Linked DNA regions of Homo sapiens: region 2 is linked to region 1. The links are chromatin contacts, found by Hi-C or POLR2A ChIA-PET in ENCODE. All regions are on one chromosome and are shown on one strand. The core of a region is the stretch at or near the end of the contact, and the rest is flanking DNA. Distances in the headings are between cores, read along the strand shown. Region 1 overlaps PRKCA (protein kinase C alpha). Region 2 overlaps PRKCA (protein kinase C alpha).

Region 1 (3,961 bases), core at 541-3,040:
TGACCATAAAAGAGTTCTCATTTTTATAGTTTTTAAACATGATTTCAGCATCCAGAGGCAAACTCCTATGTAAGGATAATGGTCGTGCATGGCCACAGAGATTTTTTTTCTTTAATTCTCAATTGCTTTTCACGCTTAACTTTTTCTAATAAGTACTATCTCCCAAGATTCCAGAAGATGGTACAAATGAGAAAATAAGGTTTATCTTTTCTCTAAGAAAGACTAAACTGTGACTTTTTTTTTCCTTTCTGGCTAATTAGGACAACAAAAGTAAACATCCAATTATGCAGTGATGAATCAAGTCATCTGGCTGGAGCTGGATTCTTTAGTGTGTTAAGTTACAGTAAATATTGAAAAGAAGGACTTTATGCAGTAGGACTGTTTTCAAGAAAAAGAAGACCAGTCTCAGCCAAATTCAAATATCTTGTAGAGAATAAATGCCTCTTGGGTTTATGGATTTATGCCATATGTGTGAGAAGAGAAAATACGGTCAAGAATTGTTGTATTTCTTGACTCCTTGAAAGGCAAGAACACTGGCTTGGGAAATAGGGACACCTGGTTTCTAGTGTTAGATAAATCTTCAGAATACAGAATGCTCTTTGAAATAACAAAATACTTGAGTGAAGGAAAGAATTGAGGAATGAACTTAAATTTAGCTCTGAAAGAATTCTTTCTTCAGTCTGTGGTTCCCTTAGCTACTATTCAATCTCTCATTTCCATCTTAGCCATATTTTAGCTTCCACCCTGTATGACAGAGACAGGGGTCTTTCTCTTGGTTTGGAGCACACATCCCTCAACATGTCCAGTAGGGAGCTCCTGGGCGACGGGTCCTGCAGGTGGATGTGGACCAGGAGCCCCGTGGGAGGAACGTGCCCCTGGGGAGAGCTGGTGGATACCCCGAATGGCAGGCCACCTGGGGCAAAGCCAGTGGAACCTGACTATGGCAGGATGAGAACACCAGTGTTTTATAATGCCCACTTTTTTTTCACTTCTTGCAGTTTCTATGTTTATTTCCTGTTAGCATTTAGTAGTATCTTTATGAGTTTATCTCAGTTATGCTAGGCAGAAAGGAGCTCTTGTCAGTTGGCAGGACCGAAAGGAGAGAATAGGCAGGGGGAAGAGGGGACAGTAATCGAAGTAGGAGCACCTTGAGCGAAGTGAAATGTGGGATGGAAATGGAAGCTCCTGTTTGTGATCTCCCAGAGAGGCTCAGTCCAGCGCCAGGTGCCGTGTGCTTGTGGAATAAAGAGACCGAATTCCTTCTGTACTGGGGGTTCATGCTGAACCCCACCTTTGTTGAAGGGGAGGAACCAGCTGCCCAAGGCAAACTAGAAGCATGCTTGCAGGAGGGAAGGTTAAGACACACAGTTTATGTGCATAGCAGTGAAAACCATAGTGTCTGTTCTGAAGTTTGGGAAAATAGTGTGAGACTGTCTAGCTGGGTCTGTCATTGGCTGATGTGTAGTATGTGTGGGTCGCTCACTAAAAAAAAAAAAAAGAAGAAGCCAGGCCCCAAAGGAAGAGGGCATTATTCATAATGAAACCTACTATGAATCCAGTGGGGTCTTGATTTCTGCTTCTTCCTGGGCTGTGCCACCAGGACTTCCTTGATAGACCTTTGGTGTCATCATGAATTCTGTTACTGATCCCGGAATAAAGATTTGGTGCCCTCCGGTTTCCAACAGTATCCAGAGATGGCCAGGGAGGATTTGGATGGGAAGGATTAAAGTTTGTATACAGGAGAGAAGACAGTACTCTCTGAAGTGTGTGTGGCCTGAGTCACCTGGTAGAGGTGGGCTTGGGTCAGGTTCTGGTCACACTGTCATTCTGGCTGCAGAAGAAGAAGCAAGATGAGTCAATCAGTGTAGGATTTCAGAGTGTGGGGCACTGACTTCCCAAATTTGGCTGCACATCTGAATCACCTGGGATACTTTCCAAAATGCATTCCCCCAGTTCCTCCCCGAAATTCAGGCAGGTCATTCTTAGGAAAAACTGGGAGTTAAAAAGCACAAACTTTGGAGTCAAATAGCACTTGGGTTGAATCTCAGCATCAACATCTTTTATTGGTTGTATGACCTTGAGCAGGGCATTTAACCTCTCCAGACCACAGTTTGTCTGTGGGCAGAAGACAAACAATCCTACTTATTTATAGAGTTTTGGGATGAATTAGATGAAATAATGCATTTAAAATGCCTAGCTCTTTGCCCAGCATATAGTAATCATTCAGTAAATATTAGCTTATGTTTAACCAAAATGTGTATGTCAGATCCCTGCTTAGTACTGTGGGAACATGCAAAAGAATTAGAAAAATCATGCTCCCTTCCCTGAATATGGCTGAGAAAAAGCGAATGCACCTGACTATTTGGTGAGTTCCGGCAGGAGGAGGGGACATTGTAATGAAGCTCAGATTGCCGGAAGATGCTGGAAGGATGCACTTTGGACCTAAGGCAGGTCCAGGGTGGTGCCTGGTGGACATGAAGAAGGCAGCAACTTTCAGAGCGAGCGTCAGAGGGGCTTGTAATGAACAGAATTGCCTTCTGATGATGTCAACATATCTAATACAAGACTCTGACTAATTACTATTTATAGTTGCTTATATTCAAAAGCTTGTTTATGCTGCAAGTAAGGCTGAAAACTGTCAGCAGGGTGTAGTGGAAAGAGCTCAGAGCTGAGTCTGAACTCCTCAATTTTTATCCCATCTGTGCTGCTGACTAGCTGGGTGACATCAGACAAGCCTCGCAACTCCCAGGCCTCAGCCTCTGCAACATATACAGGGTGTGTGTGAGTGGGAGGAGATGGGGGATTAGACAACTGCTAGGGTCTTCTGGCTCCAACATTCAACAAAAACATTTACTGCACTTCTTTCCCAAAACTTACTGTGTGCCCTGATTTTCAATTCCTGATACTCTGTAAGGGGCATTGTTCAGTGGAAGACTGTGTGTTTTGCTAATTTGTTGCTTGCGATTCAGATTCCTTTAAAGTTAGCAAAGAGCATTTTTGTTACATTGGAACAATATAGGAAGTATCCTTCATTATGCTTTCATTTGTTTTTGAGTCACAAGAAACTGTTACTGTTGTTTTGGGAGACTGATGTGGGAATGTCTTAGCACATCATTTCTCTACTCTAATTTTAAATACGGGTAGTCCCTGACTTATAAACAGTTGACTTGAGATGACCCATATGTACAGTTAGTACTATCTTAGATGTGAGAATCCAGTTCTCATCTCCTACTGCAGAGCTCTTCTGTAATTTTTCAATCAGAACACCTAGGAGATGTCTATTCTTCTCATTTCACAGATCTTCACTGCTTGCCTTTTATGGGCCAGGTTCTCTTCTGTGCCCTGGGTATCCAGCAGTGAACTAAGCAGACAAATCTCTGTGCTCACAGAGCTTAGGTTACAGTGCCATTGGCCTGGAAGGTACGCTTGCCTATTGCCCCAGGTGAGGAGGAGTCTGTGACAGGTATCTGGGTCTGTCTTCCTCTATCCAAGATCACTTCCCCCACCTCTTCCCTGCAAGGAGACTAAATCATAAAACCACAATGCCTTTTTATGTAGAAACAATAGAATATGTGACTGCTAGGTATATGTAGTATATTGCAAAGAATAGCCACAGATCCTCCCATCCTGGTTACATGTTCTCTTATAACGTGTCTTTGCCATGCTTTCAGTCAGATGTCTATTTCTCTACTCCTGTGAGTCAAGTGGCTTTGTGACTTCCTTTGACCAGCAGAATGCAGTGCAGTTGACATCATGGGAGTTCTGAGCTGAGGTATTAAGAGACCTCACATATCCCACTCCTGCTTCTTCACTCAGAACTTCTGCAGCCACAGAAGTTCTGATTACCCTCCTGGAGGATGAGAGACCACGTGGAGCAGAAATGAGTGTAAAACAAACCAGCACCATTGAGTTAGGCCATCAGGCACCTGCAGCTGCATGAGCTTTCACCAGCTTAAAGTCT
Region 2 (3,546 bases), core at 409-2,908, 45 kb after region 1:
GGACGGATAGGTGGGGTATCCAGAGTCCTTGGATACCTTGTCTTCCTGGACCCTCTCTCAGCACCCTTGGGCTAAGATGCACTCTTGAACACATTTCCTCTATGGCCCCTTTCAGATCTGCTGATGATACCTGGATTCCTTCTTTCAGAGTGACCCAGCCCCATCCCAGGGAACGGGCAGATGGGCTCTGTTGCCCATCTCAAAGTTCCCTTACTTTTTTTCTTTTGAGGTTTTATCAGTCCAGAAGTGGAAAGAAGATGGATGCCATTAGCTTTAGAAATATTTTTTATGTTTTAGGGAGAAAGAAGCAGAGAATATACTTTTAGATGAGCACACTTTAAAATACCAGTAAGACAGACTTGTTGGAAGACAGGCATTGTGAAGAACTGTTGTTGTTTTTTGGTTTTTTTTTTTTTTTTTTTTTTGCAACAGCTTTCCCCACTTTGGGAAATGAGAACTTATGCCCTCCTGAATGTTGTATTTGATGGGACTTAGATCCATGGGGGAATTTTATTTTATTTTTTAGGAAAAGGTAACCTACTAAGTATAGTTATATCCTTCTAGCATGAAATATAATCATTTATTAGACCAGAACTGTTTGTTAATTCAGCAGTGTGTCTTGAAAAAGAGCCACCCTCAAATTTAAAGTAGAAATAGATTCTTCATTCTACACCTTTTTGACATCAGATTTGCTTTCCTGGTCTCAGTGCAGGTGCCCCTACTGTTTGGTGTTTGGGACACAGCCTCCGAGTAAGTCCAAGGAGAGCTTGGGGTTAGGCAGTATAGGCCATGAGCCCCTTGCCAGCCTCCCAGGGACTTTGAGAGGAGCTGTTTGGGGCAAGATGCTTAATGAAAGGATGTTTTGTAATTTAGAGAGAAAAAAGAAATTTATCCCATAGATAACTAAACCCTCAATGGGAATATTAGAAAATACAATTGTCACATTATGTAATATTTGTACATTTTCCACTGCAAGTAAGAATGCGTCCTTTCCTTAATTTTAAAATATGGAAAAGGTCGACCTTTCTGCTACCGTAAGGAAAATCAAGGGAAAGGGAGGTTTTATACATGATATGGGGAACTTGGTATAATTATTTAGCTCAGTATGAAATTCTGCCACAGGAATATAAGGTAATTAATTTCTCTAAGTATGAAATGCAATCTTGAAAAACTAGGAAACAGGTGCCGAGGTGACAAGATAGGAAGAGAAGCTGAGTGTTGTGCAGTGGCACCGAACAACTTCTGGAACATTCCAGAGCGTGGCTTTGTAGCTGGAGAGAGCCTCCTGGCTTCTGTGTGGCGACCGAGACTGACCCCTGCTGGCAGATTGTTGCTAAGCCGTGGCTGTTAATGAAGCAGGGCAATAAGGCCCTTAAGCAGGAGATCCTGCCAGGCCACAGGCAGGTCTGTCTCCGAGGCTATGCCTTGTACCAGCCCTTGATGCTGTTGCCTGAATTCCCAGTGGGAAGAAAAATGGACCCAGCAGTTTTTAGTGTTTTGGTCTCAGTTTCCACCATCTCTCCCCTTTCCCAGTCTGGGATGTCAGTGTTTGCTCTCTCCTCCCTACCCTCTGTTACCTCAAGATTTCATGGAAATAAAAAGCCCTGCTAACATCACAAAGAGGCTGAAAATTCCAGATCCACCTCGGAGCCAGACACTTGAGAAATTTGATGCCAAGGTAACCTGCGTTTGGGAAAACATCCTTATTAGGTTTATTTAAGAACGATTTGAAAAATTCCTATAAGTGAAAATCAGATGGGAAGAAGTCCAAAAATCTGATTCATGCCATGACTGTGATACAACCAAGATCTTCGTGAGCCAGTGGATGGGGAAGAGAGATAATGTACAATATTTCTATGTGTTTCCTGGAAAAATTCTTAAACGGATTATAAAAAGCACTAAGTGTAAAGGAAAATGTTAATACATTGGACTGCATTAAATAATAGACCAGCAGAGGTCTGGCGTGGTGACTCATGCCTGTAATCCCAGAACTTTGGGAGGCTGAGGCAGGCAGATCACTTGAGGTCAGTAGTTCGAGACTGGCCTGGCCAACACGATGAAACCCCATCTCTAGTAAAATTATAAAATTAGCTGGGCATGGTGGCACACACCTGTAATCCCAGCTGCTAGGGAGGCTGAAGCATGAGAATCACTTGAACCCCAAAGGCAGAGGTTGCAGTGAGCTGAGATGGCACCACTGCACTCCAGCCTAGACGACAGAATAAGACTCTGTCTCAAAAAACCCCCAAAAAATAGATGTGCAGAGTCTTTATTTGTGGTAGAGGTTAGTGTTTTCCCCACTACATTTTCCACCAGCTTGTTCTGGGAGCTGCTTTTGGGTGCTGGTGAGGAGTAATTCGTGGTTTAGGAAGCTTGAGTGCGGGTGCTGGGTCCTCTGCTTGTTGCTCAGCAGGGTACTGGAGGCCAGGAAGGCTGGCGCTGCAGAAATCTGTCTTCAGTGCACTTACTGCTGTTGCCATGGACAGCTCATTCGTATAGCTGGTGTGGAGCTAATGAAGTAGGGATGTTTTTAAAATGAAATTTTAAAAATGGGGTTTGAGAAGTACATAAACAGTTCATTGTGGCATAAAATGACATTATAATCATTTAATTTTGAGATGATTTAAAAATCATTTCCTCATGTTCCATGTTCTACAGCTTACCAGTCAGGAAAAAGGATAATTTTGTGGGACTCAATGAAGTGATGAAATTGAGAACAAAGCCTTTCATCTTTGGACTTACACTTCCATGTTCCTAAAAGAGTTAGGCAGGGATATGTAGGTAAATCAAAGACTGGAAACGTAGGGTCTTTGGAAACTTTTTTCTGGGTCATCTTTTTAGTCTTAAAGCTAAGCCTTCAGTTGCCAAGCAGTGGTTTTTTTAATGAATGAGGCTGGTCAATAGGATATCTATATTTTAAAAACCTCAACCACAAGTAACACCCTACACAAAAACCAATTACAGATAGATAGTAGACCTAATTGTAAAACAATAAATGTTCTAGAAAATGACAGAGAACATGTTTATGAAGTTGAGGTACAAAATAATTTTGTAAACAGGATCTAAATAGAACTAACCCTAAAGGAAAAGATTAATCAGGCATTTTTGTTAATTGAAACATCAAAGAATGAAAGGTAGACTGGTATTGGGGGAAGATATTTGCTACACTTATACCTGTTAAAGGGCTTGTGTCCTGAATTTAAAAAAAAGGTCAGGTGCGGTGGCTCACACCTGTAATCCCAGCACTTTGGAGGCCGAGGCAGGCGGGGATCGCCTGAGGTCAGGCGTTCAAGACAGCCTGGCCAACATGGTGAAACTCTGTCTCTACTAAAAATACAAAAATTAGCCAGGCATGGTGGCAGGCACCTGTAATCCCAGCTACCTGGGAGGCTGAGACAGGAGAATCGCTTGAACCCAGGAGGTGGAGGTTGCAGTGAGCTGAGACCATGCCACTGCACTCCAGCCTGAGCAAGAAGAGTGAAACTCCATCTCAAAAAAAAAGAAAACCTCCTCCTACAGATCAGTAAGAAAGACAATCCAGTAGAA

What was found. A loop is a pair of places that touch in the nucleus more often than their neighbours do. ChIA-PET counts read pairs that join two places held with the same protein, here RNA polymerase II (POLR2A).
Region 2: a loop to region 1 is called in a map of PC-3, with 4 times the contacts of the local background. The contact joins two enhancer-like sites. A Hi-C loop is called at or near these places in 2 of 168 maps with a recorded cell type or tissue (PC-3 and prostate gland). POLR2A ChIA-PET finds 5 or more read pairs at or near these places in 6 of 52 experiments (AG04450, CD4-positive, alpha-beta T cell, HCT116 and 3 more).

Annotation. Positions count from the first base shown.
Region 1 is chr17:66,521,326-66,525,286 of GRCh38, forward strand. The region is part of intron 3 of PRKCA (protein kinase C alpha); the gene reads left to right. Among named protein-coding and RNA genes, the nearest start is that of PRKCA-AS1, 110 kb to the left of the region's middle. Within about 2 kb of position 1,791, at least 6 of the 41 ENCODE cell types and tissues checked have a DNase peak (open chromatin) inside an H3K27ac peak, as active enhancers do; they include PC-3, where a contact is called at or near this core.
Region 2 is chr17:66,566,078-66,569,623 of GRCh38, forward strand. All of the region lies in intron 3 of PRKCA (protein kinase C alpha), which reads left to right. Among named protein-coding and RNA genes, the nearest start is that of PRKCA-AS1, 150 kb to the left of the region's middle. Within about 2 kb of position 1,659, at least 5 of the 41 ENCODE cell types and tissues checked have a DNase peak (open chromatin) inside an H3K27ac peak, as active enhancers do; they include PC-3, where a contact is called at or near this core.